Regions from separate parts of the Homo sapiens genome. Here region 2 is linked to region 1. A link is a loop called in an ENCODE intact Hi-C map of the cell type or tissue named here. Cell type or tissue: ascending aorta. All regions are shown on one strand. Links, peaks and the distances in the headings refer to the core of each region. The heading gives the core; the rest is flanking DNA. Region 1 has its middle 140 kb from the start of SGCD. Region 2 has its middle 290 kb from the start of SGCD.

What was found. A loop is a pair of places that touch in the nucleus more often than their neighbours do. Peaks named below come from ENCODE experiments on the same cell type or tissue, not always from the same donor. Only the 100,000 strongest peaks of a DNase experiment are listed, where the experiment ranks them.
Region 2: it touches region 1 in a loop (2.0-fold over the local background); 2 of 110 quality-filtered maps call a loop at or near these places.

Annotation. Positions count from the first base shown.
Region 1 is chr5:156,176,845-156,192,441 of GRCh38, forward strand. It overlaps a transcript of SGCD not described here. Among named protein-coding and RNA genes, the nearest start is that of SGCD, 140 kb to the right of the region's middle. In ascending aorta, for the core only: no CTCF peak of the experiment used is centred there; no DNase peak of the experiment used is centred there; H3K27ac peaks cover 1,523 bases.
Region 2 is chr5:156,029,608-156,045,204 of GRCh38, forward strand. It overlaps a transcript of SGCD not described here. Among named protein-coding and RNA genes, the nearest start is that of SGCD, 290 kb to the right of the region's middle. RefSeq lists an enhancer at 13,083-13,631. In ascending aorta, for the core only: no CTCF peak of the experiment used is centred there; a DNase peak (open chromatin) is centred at 7,229; H3K27ac peaks cover 3,162 bases.

The DNA of each region.
Region 1 (15,597 bases), core at 3,802-11,801:
AGTTTTGGAAAATTACAAAGTGACAAATTGTCAGGGATGAGGATTTTTAAAAGACATAGGGACCCCTAGTTTTTCTCTAAACAAGAATACATACTTCAAACAGATAATTTGAATGCCAGCTCTAAAACAAACAAAAACAAATTAAGGTAATTTTTTATTTTTTATTTATTTTTTTGAAGCAGAGTCTTGCTCTGTTGCCCAGGCTGGAGTGAGGTGACGTGATCTCGGCTCACTGCAACCTCCGCCTCCTGGGTTCCAGCGATTCTTCTGCCTCAGCATCCTGAGTAGCTGGGACTACAGGTACACGCCACCATGCCCAGCTAATTTTTGTATTTTTAGTAGAGACGGGGTTTTACCATGTTGGCCAGGATGATCTCGATCTCTTGACCTCGTGATCCACTCACCTCGGCCACCCAATGTGCTGGGATTACAGGTGTGAGCCACCGTGCCTGGCCCAATTTTGTATTTTTAAAAAATTTTTCTGGTGAGCCTTGTGTGCTGGGATCAAGGTAAATCTTTTCTAAATGGTAGAGATATTAATATTTAAAATGGAAAATACCTTGATGGTCTGAAAAGTGGCTTTTGGGTTTATCTTATTGAGCTAGAGAAATTGCAAATGTAAGCCTTGGAAAACATGGGCACAGCAACTCAAGTTGTTACTTGATTATACAGTTCTCCTGAGGGTCCTGTGCATCTCGGGAGCTGTTTGTTTGTTTGTTTAATGAGCTATATTAAGGGATAATTTATATACAATGTACTGCATCTATTTAAAGTGTACAATTCTATTAGTTTTGACAAACATATCCCCACATGAAATTACCATTGAGATACAGAAAATTTTCATCACCCCCCAAAAGAGTCCTTAAGTCTTTTTGCAGTCCATTCCCTCCTTTCTAAACAGTCTCCCAGTCCTACAAAACCAGGGATCTAATTTTTGTTGCTGTAGACTTGTTAGGTAGGGTAGTCTTAAAAATACCCAATATTTGTTTAATGGGCGGCATTGACCAATTTGACAAGATACAGAGAAAATGAATTTTTTTAAATCACTTGGCAGCATTAAGGATGAGGACTTAATCCATGGGATTTCATCCAATGTATATTGAAAATATAAGAAGTCAAGATGGATTTAATACAGTTAACCTACTGAACATAATAGTTAAGCCTAATCTATATCTTAAGTGTGATCAGAGCACTGATGTTAGCCTACAGTTTGGCAGAATGATCTAACAGAAAGCCTATTTTATAATAAAATGTTGAATATCTCATGTAATTTATTGAATAACATACTGTGAAAAACTGTGATTGTGTGGGTATTCAAAGTACTGTTTCTACTGAATGCATGTGGCTTTCTCACCACCCCAAAGTGAAAAAAAAAATCATAAGTTGAATCATTATAAGTTGGGCACTGTCTGTCTACCCTTTGTGTAACTGAATCGTAACTAAAGAGAATGCTGTTTTGATAATGCTTCGAGTGCGTCAGCGTGGAGAGAGATTTCTAAGAAAACAGCTTGACCTGTTCTGTTATAATGTCAGTTAATCATGCATGCCAAATGCTTGAAGTTCTTTGTGCTTTCAGAGCAGGACTATACGAATATAAGAATGCTCACAACAAATCTCTTTTACAAATTAGAGTTATGAGTCTTTATACATATGCATCTCAGGTTAATTTTATTTTATTTGTTCTACATATTACACATGCTTTCAATATAATTTTATCTTATAGACAAATGATAAATCTTACCCATTGGGCCTTAGTTTTCCCCTTCTATAGAACGATGGCATTCTGATGGAAGCAGAGATTGCTCACTGCAACCTCTGCCTTCTGGGTTCAAGCAATTCTCCTGCCTCAGCCTCCCAAGTAGCTGGGATTGCAGGCATGGGCTACCATGCCTGGCTAATTTTTGTATTTTTAGTAGAGACAAGGTTGGCCAGGCTGGTCTCAAACTCCTGATCTCAGGTGATCCACCTGCCTCAGCCTCAGAAAGTGCTGGGATTACAGGTGTGAGCCACCGCGCCCAGCCTGAATGTATTAATGATTGCCAATATATGTTGTTTGAGATTTTAGCAGTGCCTACAACTTTACACTAATAGTTTCCTAATAGGTCCAACGCATAGTCACTGTTTTCACTAACAAATACTCTAATCAAGATCAAAGGTAGGTTTTAGGCTAATAAATGACAATCTCAGAATCAAAATAGGAAAAATGACTGTTGACATGTGACTGACAATATTGTTTTCTGCTTTCATCATTGCTTCCTTATGGTGCTATTTTTAACATACACATCTAAGCATGTGTTTTATAGACATTTGGGGAAGTAAGTAAATGTTTACTATTAACATTTTCTATGTACTTTTGCACTATATACATATAGTTTTTTTCTTAACAAAAATGATTTTCTATCTGTGCTGCTTGGTTTTTAAAAAATCTTATATCCTGATATCATATTTAAAAACAATGAGTGCAGCTACATGCAATTTTTCATGGCTATATAAAATCCCATTATACGGGTGTACAATAAATTTATTCATTTACGTATTGCAAGATATTTTGTTTCCTTTTGTATTATTAAAAAATGTTTCAATAATTCTTGTTGTATATACATAGTTGTATACTTACTGAGTTTGGTATTTTAAAATATCACTTTAAGAAAATCTTAGGGTCAAATGATGTGCATATGATAAAGCTTTCAATGCATATTCACAAATTGCCCTCCATATAGATTGTGTAATATATTCCCTTCTCCTCACCCCAATGAATATGTTATAATTTTCCAACTTTTTTTTTTTTTTTTTTTGAGACCGATTCTCACTCTATTGCCCAGGCTGGAGTGCACTGGCGTGATCTCGGCTCACTGGAACCTCTCCGCCTCTGGGGTTCAAGTGATTCTTCTGCCTCAGCCTCCCCAGTAGTTGGAATTACAAGTACCTGCCACCATGCCCAGCTAATTTTTGTATTTTTAGTAAAGATGGGGTTTCATCATGTTGCCCAGGTTGGTCTCGAATTCCTCACCTCAAGTGATCTACCTGCCTGGGCCTCCCAAAATGTTGGGATTACAGGCGTGAGCCACAGCACCTGGACCCAACTTTTATTTATGATACTGCAGTTGGTGAAACATGCAAACCTATAAAAAAATACAAGAGGATATATTCTTCAGAGATGTGGTGATGGAAATATTTATAGTATTTTACTTGGAACTGAAGTCAGAAGTTGTAGTTTTTGAGGCAACTTCCTTGCCACATGATCTTTAAAGGGAAACTTAAAGATAATGTGCTTCAGTTTTCACCTCTATGAATATATTCTGAGCACAAAAGTATTTTCTATTAATTGTTAAAACTATTAAAAAACTGCAATAGCATTTCCTTAGTCTGATCACAAACATATACAAAAATTGCTAAGAAATTACAGCAAACCATAATACTTAATGGTGAACTATTAAAAGCTTTTACTCTAAGATAGGGAATGAGATAAAGATGCCACCTATCTCATTTAAACGTTGTGCTGTTGATCATAGCCAGTACAATAAAGCAATAAATTAAAATAAAAAACATAAGAACTCAAAAAAATAAACAAATTTATCAGTATTCACAGCATGATTGTGTAGATAAAAACATTTTAAACTCTGTAGACAAATTCCTATAGTAAGTAATTTTAATAAAAAATCAATATATGCTCCAGCTACAAATATTAAGAAAATGAAAATTTAAAATATCATTTATAATAATGGAGGGGCCAGGGGAAAGCTTACCCTCTACCCTCCAAAGATTCACTGAAAATGAACTGACAAAAGTCAGATTAATAGGAGGAAAAGGCATTCAACATTTATTTTAACATGTTTATGTACATGAGGGCCATACACAAATTATGAGACTTGAAGAGGGGCTGGATGATTGAGACTTAAATACTCTCTTCATAGGGAAGAGATGTATGGATTTGGGAGGCACACATTATTTTGTAAATGATTCTCTTTGGAAGCTGGGTGGGACAAGTTAAGGGGAAGGCAAAGGGTAGAACTGCACAAGAGCAAAGGTAATCTCTTAGAGCTGCTCTCAGAATAAATTAAAAATTTGTCTGGATGTGATGATGACTCTGTCTCTTCTCTGCTGTTTGTTCTTTCCTGGTTAATTGATGAGATTCCTAGGGAGATGGTCTTAAGACAAATGCATTTCTTTTGAAAATAAGCTTTCTTAGTGAGATAAAGAAATTCCAGAGTTTCTCTCAGTGCTTTGGGAAGGAGGATCAGAGAGTCAGGGAAGTGAGGAAAGGACAGAGAGAAACCTTGGTTCTGAAGCTTATTTCTGAGGCCTTTCATTTTAAAAGCGCTCAGCATGCCAAAGCACCATATTTTGGAGAATTGTTTTCTGCACCCCAAAAATAGCATCAGAAAACATCTAATAATTAGCAATACAACTAAGGAAAGAGATATATAATCTCAGTGCTGAAAAATGCAAAATATTACTGAGAGTGATTAAGGAAGACCTAAATAAGTGGAAGGCTATACCATGTTCATGGACTAAAAAACTTGCTATCATTAACATACTAATTTTCAAACTGACCCATAGATTTTTCAAATAAAAACAAATCTGAATTTATGTAAAGAGAGACTTTATTCAAAGGGATTATTAAACTAAGGAGAAGGGGACAATTACAATAGAATGAAGGGTACTATTACAATAGGGAGAACTCCCCATTCCTAACATTTGCAACCATCTTAAAGGTCAGGCTTTTCTTTTTATAGCGATGTACAGTAAACAAGGCTAGAAAGGACTAGGTATGGGGCAGTAGGGCTGGCAGTTAAAGTGAGCAAGGTGATGTGATTAGATAATTGTTCAGGAATTTTTTTCCTTTTATAAGTCAGATGATTCTTGGAGGGGCCCTTCATTTGGCATGCAATGCTTGTTTAACCATTACAGCAAGTCAATGGTTAGGAGGCTGGAGGAAGGAAAGAAGCCAGACTCAAGTTTAGTTAAATCCAGTTAGCAGATATTTCATCCAGATTAATCACTAAGTACTAAGAGTTTAGCTAATCATTTATGAGGCAAAGAATGGGAATTTGGAGGATCTGTGACTGAGCATGTCATATGTAAACAAGGAAGGCATCTGGGAGTCTTCTCTAAATCATATGCGAGAGGCTTGTTCTTTGCACTAAGCAATTTCCTGGAACTCAAGGGATGGAGGAGATTTCTTGACCTTTGCTATTTTCTAGGAGCACAGGGCTTTAGGTAAAGTTAACATTGTCAGATTCAATGCAGTCCTAACTAAAATCCCAACAGATACGTTTGTGGAAATTGACACACTGATTCTAAAATTTATATGGAAATGCAGAGCCAGGAATAGTCAAGGCAGTCATGAAGAAAAAAACAAATCTGGAAGACTTAACATTGTAAGATATCAAGACCTTTTATAAAGCTATAGCAATTAAGATTAGAGTATTGGCTAGCTTAGGAGCAGAACAGAAAATAAGCTGGGCTGGGCATGGTGACTCATGTCTGTAATCCCAACACTTGGGAGGCCAAGGTGGGTGGATCACTTGAGTCCAGGAGTATGAGAAAAGCCTTGGTGATGTGGTGAAACCCCATCTCTACAAAAAATCCAAAAATTATCCAGGCATGATGGCACAGGCCTGTAGTCCCAGCTACTCGGGAGGCTGAGGTGGGAAGATCACTTGAGCCCAGTATGGGGAGGTGGCGGTTGCAGTGAGCTGAGATCGTGCAGCTGCACTCCAGCCTGGGTGATAGAGTGAGGCTCTGTGTCAAAAAAAATAAAAAGAACAAGCTAGGGAATCCTGAAACTCATCCATTCATATATGGTCACCTGGTTAATGACTGGTAGAATTATTAAGTTATGGTCTCAATTCTTCATCCCTTTTTGTGTCAGTGCCCATTTACATTGTGACTTTGCAGTTTCTCCCACTAAAGGGTCAGAGTCTCTTTCTTTTGATTCTGAGTTTGGCCATGTGATTTGCCTAGCCAGTGAGGTGTTAGCAAATGTAACATATGCAGAGGATGCAAGAACACTTGTACATTTTCACTTTTACCTTTTTCTCTCTCGGCCATCACTGTGAGGATACACCTTCCTCTTCCTCCTGCTCTTGAGTTTTATCACATTTTTAATGAAATCTGTAACCATATGTGGCCTTTAAAGTAATTATTATAGGCCAGGCATGGTGGCTCATGCCTGTAATCCTAGCACATTGGGAGGCCGAGGTGGGTGGATCACTTGAGGCCAGGAGTTCAAGACCAGCCTGGCCAACACAGTGAAATCCCATCTCTACTAAAATTACAAAAATTGGCTGGGTGTGGTGCTGGAGAAAGATATGTGGAGCAGAGTCATGTTACCCCAGCTGTCCCAGCTAAGACCATTGTCCTAGAGGTGGAAAAATGGAGTGTCTGAAAAGACTTAGGTAGATTTCAAAGGAGCCAAACATTTGAAGAATTAAAGAGGCAAATAGTTTCAAGAAAAGCAAAAAGTTGAAAATAGGATGAGATTGAAATCACAGTACCCCACTTGGCCTAGTAATGAACAATATTTACCTAGTCATAATAATACAATAATAACTATTATTACTAATATTATCTTTTTTGAGACAGAGTCTTGCTTTGTCACCCAGGCTGGATTGCAGTGGTACGATCTCAGTTTACTGCAGCCTTCACCTCCAGGGTTAAAGTGATACTCGTGCCTCAGCCTCCCAAGTAGCTAGGATTACAGGCATGCACCACTATACCTGCCTAATTTTTGTATTTTTAGTAGAGACGAGGTTTCACTGTATTGGCCAGGGTGGTCTCAAACTCCTGGCCTCAAGTGATCTGCCCACCTTGGCTCCCAAACTGCTGAGATTACAGGCGTGAGCCACAGCACCTCATCCATAATAATTGTCTTAAAGGCCACATATGGCTACAAATTTAATTAAAAATGTGATGGAACTCTATCAAGAGGAAGGGGAGAGAAAGTAAGTGGGGGTGGCAGAGTGGCTGGTAATACAAGAGTTCAATCCTCATCTTCTATAGTAGCAAGTCAGTGGATGATAGCTAACTATGAAAAATCAAGAGCAGTAATATAATCATGTTAATTGGAAACACAACAGCAAATACAGATGTACCTCAGCTTTCAGTAGGGTTACATTTTGACAAACACATCATCAGCTGAAAATATTGTAAGTTGAAATGTATTTAATATTCCTAACCTACCAAACATCATAGTTTAGCCTAGCCTACTGTAAACATCCTCAGAACACTTACAGTAGTCTACAGATGGGCCAAAATCATCTAACGTAAAGCCTGTTTTATAATAAAGTGTTGAATATCTCAAATAATTCATTGAATACTATACTGAAAGTGAAAAACATGATAGTATGGGTACTGGAAGTACGGTTTCTGCTGAATGCCTAACGCTTTCACACCATTAGAAAGTCAAAAAATCCTGTTGAACCATCATAAGATGGTGACCATCTGTCCTAGAAGCCACAACTAAAAGAACTGAAAATGTTATCCTGTGAAGTGGGGATATGAGGAAGGCTGACAAGCAGCCAGTTTTTTTTTTTTTTCATTGTAAGCCTTTTTATTAGCTTTTGGATTGTTAAATATATGCAAATAGTACTTGGATAAAATATTTTAAAAAATAATTTAAATAAGATGCTACCCCAATCTGTGCCCTCTCAAACTCCTGATATTGCAATATGCCCTCATATGTTTATTGATTGCTTCTTCCTTGTCCTGTCTTATATTTATGAGACTTCTTAAAACACCTAAAGTAAGGAGTGTATTTCTTAATGAGGCACAATTGATTCAATACAATTGATTTAATACAAACATAAAGAATATCAGTGGTTCCAAAGGTCACCCTACCACCACCTCCTTATTCCCTCCTGCTCTGCTAGTTTGATGGAGCAAGAGTTCATTCATTTTGCCTCTCAGCAGAAGACAAGGACCATGCCAAGATAAGGGCACAGGTGAAATAGTGAGGACCACCAGCCCAAGAGGAGCCAGTTATATCAAATATAACTAAATAACCCAGTGCTGCCTGCTGTTGCCCTGAAGCTGAGATTGGGTCTTGTATATTATTTATCTGGAGCAGCAAATTATAAAAACAATAATCTCACAAAGTAGACTGGGTTTAAGGTGACTATTCCAATATGCAATATTCCTGTGCCCCATTATGAGCCTTCAAAACACCATTCAAGGAACAATGATTCCTTATGGATGCTCACTTTTTACATTTCTTTCCTTTTAAGTCAGTCTCTGAGTTATTTGAATTCTAAAAATAATTGAAATGTTTGTGTTTTGGTTCTAAATGTTCCTTCAGTGGTGATGGTCAGGCAGTAAAATGACTGGCTTTGTTATACTGCATGCGTTTCTCCTTCCTTTAATTTTCTTTTTTTTTTTTTTTTTTTTGAGACAGAGTCTTGCTCTGTTGCCCAGGCTGGAGTGCAGTGGCACAATCTCGGCTCACTGTAAGCTCCGCCTCCCGGGTTCACACCATTCTCCTGTCTCAGCCTCCCGAGTAGCTGGGACTACAGGCGCCCGCCACCATGCCCGGCAAATTTTTTGTATTTTTAGCAGAGACGGGGTTTCACCACGTTAGCCAGGATGGTCTCGATCTCCTGACCTTGTGATCCGCCCGCCTTGGCCTCCCAAAGTGCTGGGATTACAGATGTGAGCCACCGCGCCTGGCCTCTTTTAATTTTTTTAATCCTCTGTATCCCCCTCCTTTTTTCAACTATGAATTGATTAACATCTTTTTCCCTTGATAAGAAATGAAAGACTACAGTTAGTTGTCTGATATGTACAAATTAACTTGAAGTTAAGGATAATCTGGCATCTGACTTTCCCCAAGGAAACCTTGCCAGAAACAGCGTGATTTATTTTTAACACTTTTCACAAAAACCCTCCCCTGTGGGACCTCAACAAATGTCACTTCTGTTGTGAGACTTTTAAAAACAGTGGGCTGTGATTTTTACAAACTTATAAATATGGCCATATATATGTGTGTGTGTATATATATATATATATAGAGAGAGAGAGAGAGAGAGAGAGAGAGAGAGAGAGGGCCATGTCTCCCATATGCTTTCTTTACTGTGTTCATAATTGCTCTGTTTCAGAACTCTTCAGGACTTGGGGTACTTTTGATCTGCACCAAAGATCTGTGATCGGAATAACGAAATATGGTAGAAGCATCCTGTATTAAATTATTCTAATTGGCCACTTTAATGTTTACTAGTGTCATTAGAAGACTTTCCTGGCAAAAAAAAAAATACCTATTTCCAACTTTGTGAGATTTCCTCTAATTTATTAATTTACAAAAACCTGTTGAACCCCTCTTATACCAGGACCTGAACTAAGGAGTGGATTATAATCAAGAGAAACATTCTGGTGCAAAGTGAAGGTAACATATTAATATAAACATGGGGTGACTTCTATATTGAGTTCTAACATATTGAGGTTGTGACTGGTGGGTAGTTGGGGGTGAAGATGGACTGGTTGTAATCTATGTTGATATCTGCTATGATACTGTTGTTGCCATATGGTCTGTTGTCCTTTGAAGATACCGCCAAATCATCCTTCATCCCTACCGTTCAAGTACAGCTTTCTCTCATATCTTCTAAAACCACTTTAGGACACATGAGATCATTCTCCTCCTCAAATATTAGCTAAAGAAAGCATCTATGGCACTCCTAAGACTTTATCTGGTTTTATGCTACTTTTGGGCAAATAGGTGATTGTATTGCTCCTGAGGCATTCTCTGCTTAGCTGCTTAATGCTCTCTCTGCTTACATACACGACTATATGCAACTATGAGTTTTTCCTGGAGTTATGCTGCTTTCTTGGGCTCTAGCCTGGAATTGATATTCTCTGCTGTCCTGTGTCTCCAAGCTAATCTGAACTTGTCACATCTGAACTTGTTTTAAGGCTCCCTTTTCTTCAAGACCCTGAAATCTCTGTTCACTCCTTGCCTCCCCTTTACTTTTCCTCCCAATAAGGAATTTTTATCCAATTTGCTATGTGAAGTATGGGAGTCAGCCAGATAGCTCTGCCTTTTACTCATCCAAAGTTTTCCCAAGTCAATGGCCTTTACTCATGAGTAATATTTGTTCTCTCCTAGGAGAATGTACTAAGTTTTGGAAACTCAAAAGTCAAGAATGTACCTCTTTTTTTCTTTTCATGTTTTTTTTCTACCCTCTAGAAGCAATGAACATAGAAGGGCATCGTCAGTACTTTAATGAGGGAAAGGGGCAATGGGTAAAAGGGTGAGTATTTCAAAATATTTAATCTTACTAGATTAGTTCTACAACAAAACCCAGTATAAACAGGATAATAGAGATAATCATAAACCAAGTTAAATGACCACAGCAGAGAGGAAAAAGATCCTTCATTCTAGGGTGACTGAAGATGGCTTCATGGAGGGCATGGAGTTCTGCTTGGATAATGGGGAATGAATATGATTTCAATAGGATAATGGGAAATGGATATGATTTTAATAGCAGGTTTTTTGATGGAGGAGGGACCAAAAAGGCTTTCTCAGTAAAGAGAATTGCTGAACAAAGGCAAGCCATTTGAGAGGATCTAGGATGTGCAGGAAAACAGTTTTCTTTTGGCTAGAATGTTAAAAGCATTCTGAATAGACATATAGTCTCTAGCCCTCTAGAGGCTTCTGGATTTGAATCTTGAGTCTGACCTTACTAGCTGTGTGACCTTGGGTGAATTCCTTAACCTTTCTCTGCCACAGTTTCCTCATATGTAAACACGAATACTGATAGTACCTGTGGCATGATGTATGAGGATTAGGTGTGTTATAAATGGTAAGGTGCTTACAACAGTGTCTGGGGCTTAGAAAACACTGTTAGCTGCTGTTATAACTTTGTTAGGGAGAAGAGGGGAAAGCTAAGCTAAGGGAGAAAGGGTGGGAAAGACCTTGAATGAGATGAGGATGGAACTGGCCAGAGATGATGTAATGAAAATTCATCTTGGCAAAACTGCTTAATTTAAATCAGTGATTTTCCAACAAAATTCTGTGTAAGACTGACAAAGAAGCTCATTAGAAATGGAATTCCCAGGCTGCTCTCTCCTCCTAGTGATTGTGATCCAGGAGGTACAAGGTATGGTGAGAAATATGTGTTCTTAACAGTGAGGATTCTAAAAGCTAAGATTAGGGTGAGGCAGTGAGGTGCCTAGGGTGCAGAATTCAAGGAGGCTGTCATGTTCGGGGTCATGCTAGTGCAGGGGGGCCTAAGAGTAAGTGTTTCCTTACATTTTATGCCCCAGATGCCTTATTAGCCTTGCCCTGGTCTGAGCTTTGAGATTCTGATGCTGGTGGAGGAAGAAACTCATTCATTCTTTTACTCATTAGACATATTTCCTGAGCACCAGCTGTGTGCCTGGCGTTATTCCAGGTGCTTGGCATACATCATTAAAAACAACTGACAATGATCCTGCCCTTGTGGAGCTCATATTTTAGAGGGACAGTCAAAAAATAATAAACCTAATAACAAAGTAAATTATACATTAGTTAAAAGGTGATAAATACTGTGAGAAAAATAAAAGTAGAGCAGGATAAAGGTAGTGGCTAATACTCGAGATGCTTTGTTTTAAAGGAGGTCTCAGGCTAGTTCTAAGAGAATAATCTCCAGGACCTACTCAAATATAGCAGTAGTGGTGACCTGGAGTTTCCTGTGTTGCAAAAGGCTTCTGAGAGCCTTTCCTTCCTCAGCAGGAAGCATGTTACATGGGCCATTGGTAGTGTCTACTGTTGGGGTTCAAAGACAAATATCTACAAAATATGGCACTTTGACATGCTGAAGAAGCCTCAGTGTCTCTCTGACCACCCCAACCGCCCCCCCCGACACACATACACACAATCCCTCTCTACATGCACAAGATGAAGTTGAAGTTCCTTTATCTGCCCAAGATCCAGACCCACCAAAGAAAACAGTTCTATTTTCGCCTCCTTCTAAGACCGAGAGCGTAACCACATCTGAACAGACCCTTTTACAAATTAATATACAAATTAATCTCTGATCCATTCATTCTCCCTAGTAATTCCCTCAACAGAATTCCTCTTCTCCCCAACCCTATAACCTGTTTTGCTAGGATGGTGTATAAGCTTCTGCACCCTGTTGTAGAGTGGGTAATCACTCTGTGGTTTTCCCAGTGTACACATTACATAAATTTGTGTGCCTTTTCTCCAGTTAATCTGACTTTTAGGAGTTGATTTTTCAGTGAATCTTCAGAGGGCCAGGGGAAGCTTTCGCTTGACTCTCCACCACCATGGGTTCAGCCAGGAAGAAGAGGGTTATAATTTCCTTCTCTTTGCCTCCTTTAACATCCAACAAACCTAACATGTTACCTCTTCTGGCACCTGCCATTAATGCAGCTATGAAGAGTACGTGCTAGTGACACAGATGTTCTGTTTTTTTGGAGGCTGAAAACCTCTGGGGGTTGAAAATGATTCTGTGAGGAAAATCTAAAGGCAAATTGATGGTAAAATGTCACTGAAATGAAAAAGCCAACTGTAATGCTAAAAAAAATTAGTGAAAACAGATAAATTCTATGATCTCCTTAGTATTTGTCCTGCACAAATGTCATGGAATTTTAGAACTGGAAGGGGACCTTAGTGATCATGTAACAAAGCAGATATGAAATGAGAGTTAGGAAATTATGAGTATAAAGATCATTTAATTAAGATAATCTCTTTTGTAAAAAGCGATAAAGGGAGAGAGCCTCTATTACTAAAAACAGGGGACCTCGGCCAAAGGCTTGTCCATCAGAACACATGGCAATTAGATATTTAAAGACAGAAAGTGGAGGAGGCTAAGGGCATGAAAGGACAAGAATAAATCCGGAAAATAAATGAGGCCAAAAAAAGACGTAAAGCATTGAACTTTCAAAGTCTGTTAGATTGTATTTTGTGCTGTTGCTGATGTACAAACAGAAGAACATATCATTGAGAACAGGGCGTATTAAAGCGCCTTGTGACAGGAATTTTTTTTGAACACTATATTAAGTAAATGAGTGACAATTAAAGACTGCTGATTCTGAGGTTGGGAGCACTGGAGAAAAGCATTAGAGGACACCATGTTCTCATTTATTTGGTGGCTATTCATTGGGTAGCAAATAGGTTTCCCTTGAAAGATGTTGACAAATTAGAGCCAGATCTGCAATCTGGATAAACCTATCTCTGGTTGGCTTCCTATTTAATGTTTCTGAAAGACCTACATATGGGCATTTCATTGCATTCTGTTACCTAGAGTGGAATTGGGTGTGTACAGCATTGCATGGGCTGACTAGTTCAGTTAGCCTATCTAAATGGTCACATGGATCTGGGAAGTTTTTTCTTATAATGTAAATCTGCTCCATTAGTAGTAGCAAACTATAAGTCCATACTCAGGCTCAGCCAGAAAGAATGCCATTATCAAGAAAATCATCTAAAGTGTGCTTGGGACCTAGCTGGTGCTTACTAAATATTTGCTAAATAATTCAAAAACTAGTGACCCATCTACCATGTATTTCAGATAGATTCCCCACCACCAAAAAAGGATCTGCCCGGAAGAAAGTCTATCAAACTGCTAATAGTTGTTAACTTGTTTGGAAGGAAATATAATAATAAGGGGCTTGCATGAAGAACAAAGAGGGGTTTTTAAGTTTTGCCCTATGTAATTTATTGACATCTACTTAGGGTAAATGAAAACTTCTCCAAATCAATAATATCTGCTATTATTCCTGCTGTGTACCTGGCATAATTCCAGGTGCTTGGCATACATTAGTGAATAAAATGGACAAAAATATCTACTCTTGTGGAGATTATATTTTAACAGAGGAGACAAAAAATAATAATCGTAATTACTAAGTAAGTTGTATATTATATTAGAGGTAACATGTACCTTTTAATAGGAATAAAGCCAGAGCAGGAAAAAGGTGGTAGTTTCCACTTCAAAGTACCCTATTTTAAAGAAGGACCCATGCCAGCTCTAAGAATTTTCTTCTGCACCATCTAAAATTCATCGGGAGTAGTTACCTGCTATTAACTTCTTTAGAATTTAAAGTCTTATAAAATTAGCTTCTGAGAAAATTTTCTAGAAATAATACCACTTTAAATATATATGATTTGTATATTTTCCATGTAAATAGCATGTACAAAATAAAAGTTCATTGATATTCATAATCTATGAATTAGGCAAACATGTCAAAAGGGGAATTTATTTCAATGTAATGGATTGGAGCTAATATCAGGCCATTATACTGAAATTTATTCCAGTGTAATAGATGGGAACGAAGTGGTGTAAAACTCTTGGTTTTACAGAGTACATGATATCCAGGATGATAACTCAGCATTACCCGGTTCCTAGTATAATAATTAGAGTTACACCTTACAGAGATGAGAAAAGGAGATAATCATACAACTTAATTGAAGATTCCAAAGTTGGAATCTTGAAGACATCAAAGTATAATTCCAGTTCCTCGAATCAAGATGCTAGATTTTTATTAGTTAACTTACAGGTGATTGATCACCAAAGGATGGATTTATTGATATCAGACTCAAAAAAGGTAGACGCATTAAAAGGAGTGTCAATCTGTTCATTCATTATGTGACATCTCTGCAGTTTCTAGGATGACTCTAAGTTATGTTCAGAATGTTAGGTATGTTGTTGGATTGAGCATAAGCCTCCAGGTTTGTAGGATGTTAATTGCATACACCCAATAATTTGTTTTGCATGTCTAGTTCTTTCTTTGTTGCTAGGGTTTCCTTCCCCCTACTACTTATTTCCTTAAGAGAGTACAAGGGAAACAAAACTTTGAGATGTGGGTCGTGTCTCTTTTGTTTCTGAGCTTAGTGGCTATACAGGTGCACTGCTAAAGGCAAGAAGTCACAGATAAAGCTCAAAGAGAGAGACATTCAAGCTGTCAATCTGGATCACAGCTCAGTGGGATGCAACCAATGGGTCTTGGGGCTCAGTGGGAACCAGCCAATCATTTTCACAGTTCAGCTGCAGGAGTGCTTGGCAGGTAATCAGCAGCCACTAGAGAGGTTTGGGATTCCCTAGTTAGGTTTCATCTGTCTCTCTTCTTCAGAAAACTGTTGAAAAGCAAAAACAAAAACAAAAACAAAACCTTATGCTTTAATGCATTCCAAAATGAATCATGATGATTGAGGAAGTTGTCAGGTTATATAAATTATCGAATGAGAAGAAACTTTGGAATGATCCAAGGAGAAAAAGACAATAGTCATCTCCATTTTTCCTCTTTTCCCAGAGATTACTGGTCTGTAAGAAAGGGAAAATTAGGAGACATCGTGACGGTCTATATTTGGGGCTGTTTCTTCCAAAAGGAGTCATCTTATAATCTTATGATAGTGATGCATTTAGATACTTAGTAGATGTCCTGGAAGTGATTTATCAGTGACATTTTAGCGTGCTTAATTAATCAGAAAATTCCAATAATGGACACACACAAAATAGTATTCCAGTATATATATACAAAACATTTTCTTTGTTCAGTAGAACTGGTAATTATTATGTTAAGTGAAATATGCCAGGTACAGAAAGACAAATATCATGTGTTCTCACTCATATGTGAGAGCTAAAAAAGTTGATCTCATGGTGATAGAGA
Region 2 (15,597 bases), core at 3,571-11,570, 150 kb before region 1:
AGAAACAGAATTTAGAAGCCAGCCAGGGAGTAATAAACTAGCAGGAAAAATAGAGAAGAGACCAAACAATGATCACTGAACTAACAAAAAGAACAAGTGATGGATCATTTCCCATTTCTGTTCAATATCCATCTTCTACCTCCAGATCTGTTCTCTAGGGCTCTGGCTATGCCAACACAGAATTTTTTTTTAATTTCACTTTACCTAATTTTTTAAAAAAATTTGTATTGACAATATTTCGTTCATACAGCTTCGCTACTTGGAAACTTACAGCCTCTTTTCTCTCTGTCTCCAAATCCTGTCTACTCATTAAGCAGCCTTTCTTCCCCCAGAAAGCCTTCGCCAAGCCCTCCAGCCCTCATAAACCTACCTCCCTCACCTCCCAATTTCCCACACTGAATGGACCATGTCACATAATTTTGTGCTCAGATACTAGTTAAGGTAACGGGTGCTTAGTTACATTCTACTTTATGTCTTTAGTTTTCTGTTCATTAACCAATACAGGGAAATGAAAATAGGAATGAGCTAGAGTGCTTGCTTTCAAGGAGCTTACTCTTGATTAGGGGTGATATGTAATATATGCAAATTACCATGGTTGAATTGTGTTCCCCAGAAAGATATGTTGAAGTCCTATCCTGTAGGATCTAAGAATGTGACCTTATTTGGAAATAGGGTCTTTGCAGATGTAATCAAGTTAAGGCGAGGTCATATTGGGTAAGAGTGAGTCCTAATCCAATAATGGCTTAATAATGTTCTTATAAGAGACCCATAGTCATAGGGGAAATGCCAGGTGACGGCAGAGGCAGAGATGAGAGTGGCATGTCTACAAGCCAAGGAACAGCAAGGATTGCTGGCAGCACCAGATGCTAAGAGAAAGGTGAGGCCCTGCTAACACACCAACACCTTGATTCCAGACTTCTAGCCTCCAGAACTGTGAGAAAATAAAGTTCTGTTATTTTAAATCCCCCTAGTTTATGGTCATTTTTTATAGCAGCCCTAGTAAACTAAACATTGTGGTGATACCAAGGAAATGAATGGGGGAAAGGACGGGTGAGTTGAATGCTTTTGTTGTTCTGAGAAGGAAGTAGTCATTTCCATAGGGGGTTGTGGGCCTATTGAGAGAAGTTTCATGGGGGGGCCCTGGGTCTTGAGAGTGAGCAGGGTTGGGACATCTAAGGTGCAAAGGAAGAAGAAATTACATGTAGCTTTAGGAAATAGTGCAAATAAAGGTACAAATAGTACAAATAGAAACACACATAGAATATACCATGGACTGTGTCTAGGGAGAATTACATGCTTTAGTTGTACTAGGGCATGTTTTTGAGTGAAAAAAAGTAGTGGAAAATGAGCCTGAAAAAGTAGATTGGTGCTAGACCATGGGCAGAAGGCCTCCAGTAGCAGCATAAGAAAATCTGTCACCATCTACTCAGTAGCCAGAGACAAGTGGGGGATATGCAGTGACAGAAGCTTATGTGCTTTGGGGAGACTGATCTGCCAATATTGTATGGAGCAGAAGTTCTCCAGCTGACATGCACATCAGGATCCCCTAGAAGGCTTTTTATGACACAGATTCCTGTGCTCCATCCTTGGAGTTTCTGATTCAGTTAGGATCCAAGAATGTGCATTTCTAACAAGTTCTCAGGTGATATTGATGCTGCTAGTCTGAGAACCACTCTTTGAGAACCACTGATGTAGACAGACAGGAACTTGAAAATGAGACAAGAGGCCTAGAAACCCTTTGGAATGTAATACAGTGAGCAGGCAGAAGAGAAACATGAACTGGAGGAGGAGGAGTGGCAGTGGGCATGATGGGGAAAGAGCTTCCCACCAGGCAGGACTTGGCATCTCATCGAATGTAAAGGCTGCTTGAGACAGAAGGCAAAAATTATTCCAGATTTTTGACTCTAGGAGGTTATTGTAAGGTTTTCCTTTCATTTCTTGTGTGTTAGTCTTATTATTCTTACCAAATTAAAAGCTCCCTGAGGATAATGTCCATATTATTTGACAGGCTTACATAGTCTAAAACTTATTTCTTTGTATTTGGCATAATAATAGCTAAGATTTATCAAGTGTATGATGTATGTCAGGCATTTTGCACGGATTACCTAGTTTAAAGTTCAGCACCAATCTGTGAGTTGAATATTATTGTTTGCTTTATAGTGGGGGAGAGTTGAATAATTCAGCCAGGCCACACAGTAACCAAGGGGCTTAACCAAGATTTGAACCAAGTGGTCTGATTCCAGGGCCCAAGTCCTAATGCCTACATTATGGCACCTCATTACTGAAGAGCTAGGTGCTTATTAGGTGCTAAGTCATTATATCAATTTATATTATATGATAAGTCATAGCCATAGAGGAAAATTAGATGATATAGATAGATAATCATAAAAATAAACTTACCTATAAATCTACAATTCAGTGAGAATCGCTGCTTACATATCAGTGTGTATCTCTTCAGGTTTCCTTCTAGGCCTGCATATGAACACGTGTATAGATCACACTATATGGCTTATGCTTGTTTTATAACTTAAAATAAAAAAAAAAACCTAACAGTATCATGAACAATTTTCTTGTCAATAAACATACTTCTACAATATCAATGTTAATGGTGATTTGTTTTTCTATTTTATGACTATGCTATAATTTATTTAACTCTTCTTGTTTAGTTAGGCATCTAGAAATATGCCCTGACATTGAGACTCACCCTGTCTATGGGTTGTATTCTTTTTTGTTTTTTTAACTCTTTGAGTCTTATTCAAATTTATTTCTGGCTTGAAATGAGTCAACTTTTAGATACATTGTCAATTGAAGGGTAAAAGAGTGTTTAATGGCCGGGCACAGTGGCTCACACCTGTAATCCCAGCACTTTGGGAGGCCAGGGCAGGCAGATCACAAGGTCAGGAGATTGAAACCATCCTGGCTAACATGGTGAAAACCCGTCTCTACTAAATATACAAAACATTAGCTGGGCGTGGTGGCAGGCGCCGGTATTCTCAGCTACTAGGGAGGCTGGGGCAGGAGAATGGCATGAACCCGGGAGGTGGAGCTTGTAGTGAGCCACTGCACTCCAGCCTGGGCGACAGAGCAAGACTCCGTCTCAAAAAAAAAAAAAAAAAAAAAAAAAAAAAAGAGTGTTTAATTCCCAAATACACCTAGCACCAGGCAGAAGCTCAAATTTGGGGCGTGGCACAGTGACTCACATCTGTAATTGTAGCACTTTGGGAAGTAAAGGCAGGAGGATCTCTTAAGCCCAGGAGTTTGTGACCAGCCTGGACAACATAGGGAGACCCTATCTCTACACAAAAATTAAAATAAAAACATTAGCCAGGTATAGTGGCACACACCTGTGATCCCAGTTACTCAGGAGGCTGAGGCAGGAAGATCGTTTGAGCCTTGGAGGTCAAAGCTGCAGTGAGCTGTAATCACACCACCATACTCCAGCCTGGGAGACAGAGTGAGACATCGTCTCAAAAATAATAAAATTAAAAATAGAATACTTTATAAAAAAACAAAAAAAAAGAAGCTCAAATTTGTCTGTTTCTTCATTCTGTGGTACTTGTTGAGATCCTTGTGAATTGATGCCTTCAGGAACCATGGCCTCCTGAACCAAACTTCAACAAATCTAACAATTAAAAAAATTTTAATATATTTAGGGGATACAAGTGCAGGTTTCTTACATACATATATTGCATAATAGTAAGGTTTGTGCTTCTAGTGTACCCGTCACCCAAATAGTGAACACTATACTTAATAGGTAATTTTTTAACCCTCACCCTCCTCCCACCCTCTCTCCTTTTGGCGTCCCCAGTGTCTATTGTTTCCTTCTATATGTCCGTGTGTACCCACTGTTTTGTCCCCACTTGTAAGTGAGAACATGCAGTATTTGACTTTCTGTTTCTGAGTTATCTCACTGAGGGTAAGTGAAATAAGAATCCATGGATGAATTCTTAACCTGAAGTGTAGACCTTGAATTTGAATTTGTTGGAAGTAATAAAAGTCATCCAGTTAAACTCTCCTCTTTAATGGAGGTGAAAGCCAAGGCCCAGGGAGGTAAAGTAGCTTTCTCACATTTGCAAATTAGAAACTAAGACTATTGTTTGCGCCCTCAACCATTCAACAAATATTAGGGAGGGCATACTATGTGCAATGAATGTCCTTTTCTGTGTGCAGGGAATACAGCAGTGACCAAAATAGACCAAAGACCCTGCCATCATTGGAGTGAGCATATGATGGGGGTTACTCTGAACCTCTTTTTACTGGCTCACATTGCCCATTTTTGCACTTAATTTTTTATATCAAAGATGCCAGCCAAATCAAACTGTTCAATGCAAGACACAATCTTTTCCTCACCAACTTTCTACCAAGGGAAAACTGTGTCTTGCTAACCAAAATGAACTGCTGTAATACCCTCCAGGGATATTTTTCATCCACTGCCCAGAGGTATTTAGGTATGCCCTGCCAATTTTTAATAGTCCCTCTCTCCTACCCCACTCCTCACACTTGAAGAAACACTTTTTGTCTCCTGCAAAAGACTCCAGTCAAGCAGAAAAATGCTTTCTTTCGTTTTCACATGAGCCACCCACAGCTGAAAGATATGCAGGTGTTTCCAGCAGTGATGGAGCTGCATTTAGGATCCAGATCCAAGGGATTTGCTCTGAATTCTGTCTTTCCTTGTTCTGATGAACCTTCCTCCACCAAACCTTTTGAAAACATTTCATTAATTAGTGCGAGTCTAGATTTGGACTCTGAAGTATAAAGTACCAGAAGATATATTATCATCATTACATGAAATCAGGTCATGTAATTAGGTGCCAGAACAATGAAGCTTCAAAGCTTTCCTTTCCCACATATGAATGTGGCCATTTAGCTTTCCTAAACCTTGTTATCTTCATCTGTAAAAGAGGGCTAACCATCCGTAGTTCATATAACTCTGTACTTCTTTGTAATAGCACTTACTATAATCAATTGTGTCTTGTGTGATTTTGCTAAGTGACCAGTTATTCTCCTTCCCCCAGTACTGAGAAAGTTATTCTCAGGATGTGAAATTTCCAGTATAAAAACCAGGAAAGTTCAAGGCAAGTCAGAATCAGTTGGTCATGTGAAATTATGCAATAAACATTAAGAAACTGTTCAAGATGTGTCTCACCCACTAGATTTCATCCTTCATGCAAGCAGGAACTATGTTTGTCTTGCTGTAAGTACAGTGCCTCATGCATAGTAAGCACTTAGTCAATATTTGTTGGATAAATGTGTCATAGGATCCAATGAAAACTACTTTAGTTAAAATGTGTAGTTCAGAGCTTAGCATATTGTAAGTGCTTAATAAATGTAAGCAAGTTTTGTTATTTTCTTTTTGTGAACACCTTCTAATATCATACTTTTTGGCAATTTTTATAATACATAAATACCTTCTACATGTTTCCAGTGTAAGTTTCATAAGGCAATTAGTGAGACATAATGGATACCATTAGATAACCATTCTGTTATTTCAGGAATCAAGGCTCTTCAAAGGAATTTAATCCTAAGGTGTTTCTTAAAGTTTTCCTCGGTGAGTCTGTTTGTTTTTCTACTTTGAAATGCTAATATTATTCCCTTTTGTCTTGTGCATTTTAAAGTTTGGGATTGAATTCTACCATCTACTCGTGCAACTTTAACCTGCTGCCAAAGCCTTAACAGAGTGGTTAAAACAGTAATTTTGTCTGCCTGAAAAGTGGAATAGGGCCAGTCATGGTGGCTCATGCCTTTAACCAGCACTTTGGAGGCTGTGGCGGGAGGATCACTTGAGGCCAAGTGTTCAATACTAGCATGGGCAACGTAGCGAAACCCTGTCTCTACAAAAGAAAAATAAAAACATTAGCCAGGTATGGTGGCACATGCCTATATTTGCAGTTACTCAGGAGGCTAAGGTGGGAGAATCACTTGAACATAGATGTTTGAGGCTACAGTGAGCCATGATTGTGCCACTGAACTCCAGCTTGGAGTTCAATAGAGGGAGACCCTGTCTCAAAAAAATAAAAAATAATAATAAAAACAAGAGTAGAATGGGGTGGCTATTTAGGTGGTTCTCTAATGGCAGAGGAGAAATGTAATTTGCCTTTCTATAATCCAATAAAATGGATTGTAAAGTGACTACTTCCTGTTAACTTCCATTAGACGTGTTTCTGTGAATTATATTTAACCCATCTTCATTCTTGGAATAAGATCAGAGAAGGAACACAAAGTGATAATCTTGAAGCGTAGCATTTTGGTGAGCAAAGTATCAAAATGGTGTTTAGGAATAGTGATACCATCACAAGAAAAATTGCAGAACTGTTATAACTCTAAGAAATATTTTTTAATAGGGAAGCTGTTAGTTATATCACAGCTTTATAGTTATATACATGCTGGACACAAGAATGTGCTTTCACCTATATTATCTCATCTAAATCCTTTAAAGGCTTTTGTGATGAGGTTTCATGATCTCAGATAGACCAGGGCTTAGGGAAGCTAAATAAGCTGTTATAATTTACAGAGCTAGCTAATCACAGAATTGAGATTGTCACTAAATAAAACTTGAGTCTGCTTGCCTGGTGGGCTGAAAAAGCCAACACTGTCACCAAAATTTGCAGTGAGAGGTCATAGAGACTTGTACAGCAGGTGCCAAGCAAGGAGAATCAGGTGGCTAACACTTAAGATCCAAACTCCTCAGTGGCTTACAAGCAGAGTTTTTAAAGGCAGGGGTACATTTCAGGAAAGCAGAAGTTTCAGGCAAAATCATCAGCAGAAAGAAATGTTCAGGTCTGTCCTGTAAGCATGACTCTATCCAGGCTCCTCAGGAAGAAATTTAAAGCAAAGAATGACAGTCAGATCTCAGTCCTCATTTTCCCCTTATCTAAGGTCTATGGGAAAGCACTAGGCATTTTCCATCTGATGAGGGCCGAGGTTTCTGAAAGACAACTCAGAGACATACGTTAAGATGCTACCTTTGGTTTCTTTAGAGAACAAAACATCTTGAGACTCTAACTTACTTGGGTTACTGTTATTTAAGCTTTTTTTACTTTCTTGCTTCATGGGTTATTTATTCCCTTCCTCAATTGCTGGTAACAGGGCTAGCTAGGTGCCTGGAATTTCCCTTGGAGAGACTCAAATTTTCCTTTATTTCCATACTTGGTGGGGCCTGGTAGGTTCCTAAGAGTGGCTCATACTCTGTGTTAAGATTTGGAACCAAATATGCTTCACCCCAGAGCACATGTTTCTCCTTCTATGTCATGCTGCAGTTATTTGTTTAATAAATATAGACCAAGCTTTTTCCTGCCAAGCTCTTTGCCAAGCACTAGTGATTCAGGGTAGAGCAAAACAGACATGCAGAACCTCTCCTCATGCCACTTACAGTTTACTGGAGAGCTGGAAATTGATCAGATTGTGTCTCAGTGTCCCCATGGTTTTGTTTTGAAGACTGAATGAGAGTTGTAGTGCTTGGCACACATAAAGAGTGCTCAGTAATTTTTAGGTGACATTATTTTTATTCAATTACAACACAGACATGTAATTACAAATTTTATTACTTGCTATGATGGAAAAACATGTGGAATTGTAAAAGTAGATGACGGAGGACCAGATCTATTCTGGGAGGTGGGTGAAAGCTTCCCTGAGAGAGGCAAAAGAAGCTGGGGACAAGGAGCCATCTGAGCAGCAGGAGTGGCATGTGCAAAGGCCCTGAGGCAGAAGGGAACACTGTGTGTTCAAGGCAGTGACAGCAAGTGTGATGGAGCTGATAAAACAGTGCAGCTGCAGTCATTTTCTCCTCAATGTTTTCCCCAGTCCCAGGCATTTCTTCACATCTTTGCATTCCCCTGATGGCACCTGCACAGTTCTCAGGTCCTAATTCCCTAAACTCTGTAAGCAGGCAATTTGGCCTGTCAAATTGACCTAAAATGAAAGTTACCTACACAAACTTATTTAGGACACATAAAACATCTTGCATCTGTTGTGTTCCATCTTTAAAGATTCCACTCATAGATTAGGTAGCTTGTTGATGGCTGTGATTTAAATTCAGGAAGATGGCTCTGTCTACAAGATAAAAGATAATTGGGAATGAGTCATTGTCTTTTTAAAGAACAAACAGTGAGGTCTGGAAAATTTGCAGACACAGGTCTTGCACGTGTTAATTCCCTGCCAATGTAGACAGACTAGGCTATCTAGAAAGAAATTCCCTGGGGTTATTAAAGACCAAAAGTAATCATGCTAAAAAAGCTCTTTGAAGAAACATAATACTTATCATGTCAATATAATATATTGCATCTGTAGTAGCTACAGGGTGCAGGGAGAAGGCAAAAATGCAGGCAATGAATAGAACAAATAAAGTTTGAGGAGAGTCAAAGGTTAATGAGCCCCCTAAAAAGAAAACTAGATAGTACACAAGCCTTCCCGTAACTGTCCTATCTTAAACTTCTTTCATATCTGATATGTGGATTATTCTGGATCTGGTAGAGTGAAGATGGGGATAGAGACCAGGGAAATTACCTTTCTTATAACACCCAGAGCTGTTAGAGAACTTCAAATCATTAGGCCAATGAGAAGGCATCCTTCCCTGAAATTCATATCCTCAGCCAATCATGAGAAAGCATTAGATAGATCCTAAGGCAGGGAGACATTCTACAAAATACCTCACCAGTACTTTTCAAAAGTATCAAGGTCATGAAAGACAGGGAAAGATGAAGAGACTGTCATAGATTGAGGGAGACTAAGGAGACCTGACAACTAATTGCAATGGGATAGCATAAAGTAGGTCCTGGAACAGAAAAAAAATCAATGACATCTGAAAAAAAGTCTATAATGTAGTGAATAGTATTATGCCAATGTTAATTTCTCATCTTTCATGAATGCACCATGGCTATATAAGATGTTGATCTTAGGGAAAATTATTAGGATGTGATACATACAGGAACTCTGTACTGTATTTGCAACTTTCCTGCAAATCTAAAATTATTTCAAAATAAAAAGTAAAAAAAAAAATGGCTCCCACACACACACACACAAAATGACCAAAGCTTTCTCTTTACGAGTCAAGAAAGCAAAATTTACAGAGGCAACATGGCTACATAAAGCCTTACTTTGTTCCTTACTTTGTTAGATGGGGAATATGGGGATAAACAGCCTTTCTTCCTTGGGGATCTTTGCACTGTGTTTCTAGAAAAGGCGCAGAAGAACCTACAAAGGGCTCTTTCTCCCATACCACACATTGAGGCTGTTTTAATTTTTTTCCTGTCTAACATTGTTTTTACAAATATGCAAAGTGGTATATATTAGGTAAAAGGCAAAATCCTTAGCAGGGCCTACAAAACCCTGCTCAGTTTGGCCTCTGACCATGTCACCAGGGCCACCTGCTTGCTCGCTCTTCAATTCAGACATCCTCATCTTCCCCCTAGAAACAGAAATAGCCCTTTCCTGCCTCAGGAGCTTTTTATCAAGGTAGCATCCCAGTCCCCATATACGTAAAGACATTTGGGTTCTATCCTAAGTCAACTTCCTTTAAGAAGCCCTCCTTTATGGCCCACTCCACCACCTAGCCCTAAGAACCAATAAGACCATTTAGTTTTTGCTCCTGTCATACCCTATGCCTCTCTAGTGAATCAGCCAGCACACTTAGTTCTGCATGTTCATTTTTTACCTTCTACAGCATACTATTAATATATGCATTTCTAACTGACAATATTGATTTTCAATTTTTAAAGAAAATTTCAAATGCTGTTTGCTATTTTTATCTCTGTATGCCCCCACCCAGACCCCTCAGCATCCTGAATCAAAATTAAAGGCAACATCCTCCATTGACAAGGAAAGGAGCAAGCTCCTTGGGAGGTTTTGTTTTTGCATGATGGTATCTAAGCATGTGCTCTTTCTCACAAATTTATGGCTGGATTGCTAGGGTCTAATAAAGTACAGGCACATGGTAGATATTTAAACTATCTGTTGAATAAAATAATAAACTGAAAACTAGACAATTGAAACATTTGTCTGAACATCAACTGAGCAGTTAAGGAAAAGCAACACTTGGAAATCTAACTTACCTAGACTTAAAGAATTGTATGTTTTCTCATTTCTCATTTCAGCTTTTATACCTTGCAGGGTATCCAATGAAGCTCCTTTTACTACGGAGAGAGTAGTTTCCTTTTTCTGTTTCAGCATCGTGAAAGAGAAAGAGAAGTAACATATCGTGGGAGATGTATTTGCAGAAAAGCTTCAGTTGGCTCTTGTCATGACTCCTATATAAAAGAAAAAAAATCCTCTAAACTGCTCTAGAAATGAAAGAGATTGATGTGCAGTCTCTTCAAATTCTTCTGAATGGTGCACTGTGAAGATAAGTTACAGTGAGTGTCAGGCCATTTGTAGGAGCAGCAGGTTCCACACAAGGAGTTTTATGTGGGAGAGAGTAGCTAAAAGTGGAGCTCCAAGACAATGGAGATTAGCAAAGAGCTGTCATCCAGCTTCTGACATAGGTTTATACTGACCAATGGCAAAAGCATGAAGTGATACAGAGGTAAGCGCTGTATAAATATAATCATTATCGTCATCACCATCATCATTGGTGCTTCACCCCTTGCATATTCCTTTTACATTAAGCAGACCATTTGCTAGATAATTTTATGGGAATTGTATGTAGCACTACTGTGCTACAGCCAGAGAAGGATTTACTGATGAAGCTTAAGCCTTGGCGTCTCCGACAAGCGGGAGCCCCTTTCAAGAATGTCCACTATATTTTGTGTTTATAATTTTATATTCTCTTTCTTAAAGAGCATCCCACAAATTGTGTAAGCTTCTAGCCCCACAAAATGTGGATCTGTCCCTGATTATAATTATCCAGTAGAGGAACTCAAAAATACCATTGTGGAGTACACAACAAGCCAGATGACACGTGTTTTTATGCTTTAGGGCAGCCAGCACTACTAGCACACTGCATACCAAGTAGAAACTGATTAGATCCTTGTTGAATTAAAATCGGTGAGTGTGAAAAGCCACCACTTTCCACTCTTCTGCATTTGCTGTCAGAGCAAATGAATTCATAGGCCTAGGTGGTGTGGTGTAGTGTGCAGGATCTCTCATCCAGCTGTTGGTGACCCTCCCATGAGTGTGGGCAGATGCATGCCTTCATTTCCACTTAGATAACATTTTTCATTATCTCTTATAATGGGGCATCTAATATTAAGTCTTACATCAGATTATTTTAGGGCTTTGAAAATCCTCTACTGAATCTAGTGCCATCCTGATGGAGCTTGGCCCAGTGATGTGTAAGCCTCTAATTTAGGAATGTACTGGCTGAAGGCCCATTTTGATTTTATAGTAGCCTATTAATAAAACATCATCAGATTTAGAATCTCAATTCAAAAAAAGTAAACTTCTTGGGATTTTTCTGTTATTGTTCTGAGGCATAAACTGTGATGTTCTGTGTTTCCTTCTGAAGTAGATTTGAAATAGTGTTTTTTTCCAGTATCCTTCCCAGCATCAGCTCAATGTCAGGACTTATAAAAGCATAATCAGATGTGTATCTGGAGGCACATCATACCCTTTTTCCCTCTGTAAGTTATAAACCAATTGAAAAGTCAACACAGGCCTCACAGATAAGCTGAGCTAATAAAGATGGCCTAGGCCAACAGCACCTCTGAATCAGGTTGACTTATCCACAGTCTAGCGTGCTGAGCCCCAGAATGGGTTGATTGCCTTGTACTTCGGTCCAGTTCCTTCCTTACTGGGAAGATTATCCCATTCTCCTCATTTGCGCATGGAAGAATGAGGAAGGATAGGAGCACAGGTAGAAATTTTTTTCCGATACTTCCGAAAGGCAGACACTGTTATTTAGTAGGGAAGGGTAGAAATATCAGAAGAGAGATGGTGGAGAGGAGGGCCTGAAGGAAGAATGTTCTGCCTAAAGTAGAGATCGAGTTTTTTAATTGATTTTCAACAGGATTGAAGTTATTCATTTATCATTCATCCATCAACCATTTATTGAGTACCTATTATGTAAAGAACTCTAGACTTGGTGTGTCTTTTCGCAACTGTGTGAAAGATACACACTTGAAGAGAGAGTGCTCTCTATAAAATGACAAACCTTTGAGAAGTGAGGCATGTGTTGCAGGGCATGCAAAAAGGTTTCCTGTAAGGAAGATCATCATAAGGCAAAATAGAATAAAATAAACATAAAAGAGAGGTAATCTCTAAATACTGTGAAGAGGTTCCAGAAAGAATAGTAACTTCTGATTGTGGATTACACAACTTCACAAAGGCAGTGAGTGACCTTTGGACTAAGCCTTGAAGTATGATGGAATTTGACTATACTGAGAATAGCAGCCAAGGACATGCTAGGAATAGGAAAGAAATAGGTGTCAAGGCAAAGGTATAAAGAGCTTGATCAAAGTGAGAGCTAGTGACCAGGCTGGCACATGTGGAGAACTGAAGTGGAGCAACACCAAGGGCCTTGGGTTGCAACTACTATAATGATTCTAATGTGTTCCGTTCTTGTCTAAAACTGCACAAGTAGACTGTTTCCTCCAAATCTGGAAGTTAGGTACACTCTGAATTTTGAATTTATAAGTAATTAAAATAGGTATTTTTTTTTTTTGTCGATAGAAGAAAATAACAGAACCTCCACATTTTGAGAAGTATGTGTCAGGTGTTAAGCACCTGAAAGTGTCACTTGGCATTTCATAGATGACAAAACTGAAGAACTGAGAGGCTAATACCCTTGCTCCAAACCACACAGCTAATAAATGACAGATGCAGGAATTTAACACAAATTGGGATGACTCCACAGCCCATGCTTAACAGTGAGTGTAACCACCCAACAAGCTCATTTTGCCCACTGCCCAGATAGAGCCAATTTATCAAGATGGAGAATTGCAATAGAGAAAGAGTTTAATTCATGCAGAGCTGGCTGAATGAGAGACTGGAGTGTTATTACTCAAATCAGTCTCCTCGAAAATTCAGAGGCTAGAGGTTTTCAAGGATAGTTTTGATGGGCCTGGAAGTGGGTGCTGCTGATTTGTTGGGGATGCAATCATAGGGTTGTGGAAAATGGTTCATTTGTGTGCTCAGTCAGCTTCTGGATGGGGCCACAGGACCAGCTGGTGGGCCTGGGGGGAGCCATCAGTTGTCAGATATGCAGAAACCTGAAAAGACATCTCAGAAGGCCAATCTTAGGTTCTGTAAATGTTATCTGCTGGAGTAATTGGGGAAGTTGTGAATCTTGTGACCTACAGAATAATGGCTGGTAATCATTTATATCTACACCTCAGCAGAACTGGGCTCTTCTCAGCCTCCTCACTTAGTGGTCCTTTCATTAGCTCAGCCTCCTCACCTAGTGGTCTTTCATTAGCTTTACAAAGGCAATTTAGTTTTGGGGAAAGGCTATTGTCATTTAAACTATGTCTCTCAACATTAGCTTGGCCCAACCCCAGGAATGATTAAGGACAGTTTGGAGATTAAAGATAAAATGGGGATTGATTAGATCAGATCTCTTTTACTGTCATAATTTTCTTACGGTTACAATTTTTACAAAGGCAGTTTCATGACCAGTTTTTGCTGAACATAGAGCAGATCAGAAGTTCTGGAAGAACAAGTATCAATACATGAAGCTTCCCATGTTGCTAAATGCATCCTTAGAGCATGGAACAGAGCCACCTTGTTGCTAAGATCCTTTGCCTTAAAAAAATGAAATTGGATGGCACCTGCCTCTAACTAAGAGACACACATCAAGATCCAACAATTTCACATTGTTATTTTTTTATCATACTGATGGAAAATTAGGCAATTTCTCAATTAAATGTCACCTATCCTCTTGCATCTCCAGCAGCAACTGTCTAATTTCTCAGGGGTTTGGCAAAATTTCACCTCTCTAGTGTCTCCTATTCTTGGCTCAGCACTGGGAAAGTGGGGGCAAAGATACAGCTTTTAGCTGGCTGATTCTTGCTTCTTAAGACACTTTCTCAGCAGAGAAAGAACAGTTTTACTGCTTGGAAAAAGCTTTTATTTTGTCACCTGGTGCATGACTGTGGAAACCTTCAGTTCTCATTATTTCAGCCCATCTGGCACAGACTGGAAGGAAGAGATTTCTTCTTTGTATTGTAAATTAACAAAACAGCCCTACCCTTTTTAAAACCAGTTGAAAAAATAGAGTAATATCCAACACTCTTTAAAAAAGGAATTATTACCATGTTTAGAGAGTTGGCATCCATTTCAATAACTATTAACTGTACTCTCACAGTTTTGTACCACAGTTTTGGACCAAGAGAAAGGCAAATCCCAAATCTGTCAGTTAATCAACAAACATTTATTCAATGTCTTCCAAGGGTAAAACACTGGAGAAAACCGAGAATTTTTTTAAAAGACTCTACCATACAGCATCCTACAATCTTCTAGGGGGAGAATTAAACATGTTTAAATAACAGAGTGCTCAATATTTGTATGTATTCAGTCAAAGAGCCCCTAAGCACCCTATGCTTTCAGAGGCAGGGGATGTTTGCTCTGGACTGGGGAAGTCAGAGAAGTCTTCTTAGAAAAATTGGAATGAGAGTAAGGTCTTTAAGAAGAGGTAAAATTCATATAGTTGGTGAGGAAGAAAGAATGTAACATTTCAGGTAGGAGGGAGTGAAATGTTCAAGCCTAGGGCTTTGAGCACATTAGATGCTCAACAAAGGCTGTTGAATGGAGTAAAATCAAAAAGTTGTATTTCTGTTTTGGCCCTACATTTCCATGCTTGATTGTTTTCTGAATTGTCAGACCAGAAGATGGTATTATTCTCTTTAATACTTAGAGGAATATTTTCATAGGGAGGTTGATTTAATTCACCTAGGAAGATTCATTTGAATTAGTTGGATTGAATCATGGGTTGCTTCAGCTATAAATGAATGGAATCTTGCCAATAGGCAAGTGATACTTGCTGTCTTCCCCTTTTTAATCAGGCAGAGTATCTGTTAGTAGCTCTCCCTACAGAAAACCATTGATCATAATTGTAGTTGGTTCACTGGGAGAAAGGTGTGACAGTGGAAATTGGTGTAAGGTATGAAGATCAAAGCATTCTATAAACCGACAGAATTTTTTTCATATAGAAGGACTTACCATCAATTACGTTAAATGATATTTCATTTTTATGGAAGCAGTACATATGCATTGTAGAAAATTAATGAATACTCAGAGAAGCAAAATTAAAAATAACATTTCTACCACTGAAAGATCCAAACCATAAGTTTGTGTATATCTTTCCAGGTGCACACACACACACATGTTTTACATATGTGTGTGAATATACACACATGCACACTGCCTAAGTTTGTTTTCTGCTACTATAACAGAATACCACAGACTGGGTAATTTATATAGTTCAATTGGCTCACAGTTCTAGGGACTGAGAAGTCCAAGGGCATGGTGCAGTGTTTGCTTGGCATGTGGTCAGGTGAGCACCTTCTTGCTACAGTTATTCCATGGCAGAAGTGCAAGTGAACATTTGAGACAGAAAGAGAATTGGGGACATTCCAAACCTATCCTTTTATCAGGAGCCTACTTTCTCAACACAGACATTTATCCATTCCTGAGGACAGAGCCCTCATGACCTAATCACCTCTTAAAAAT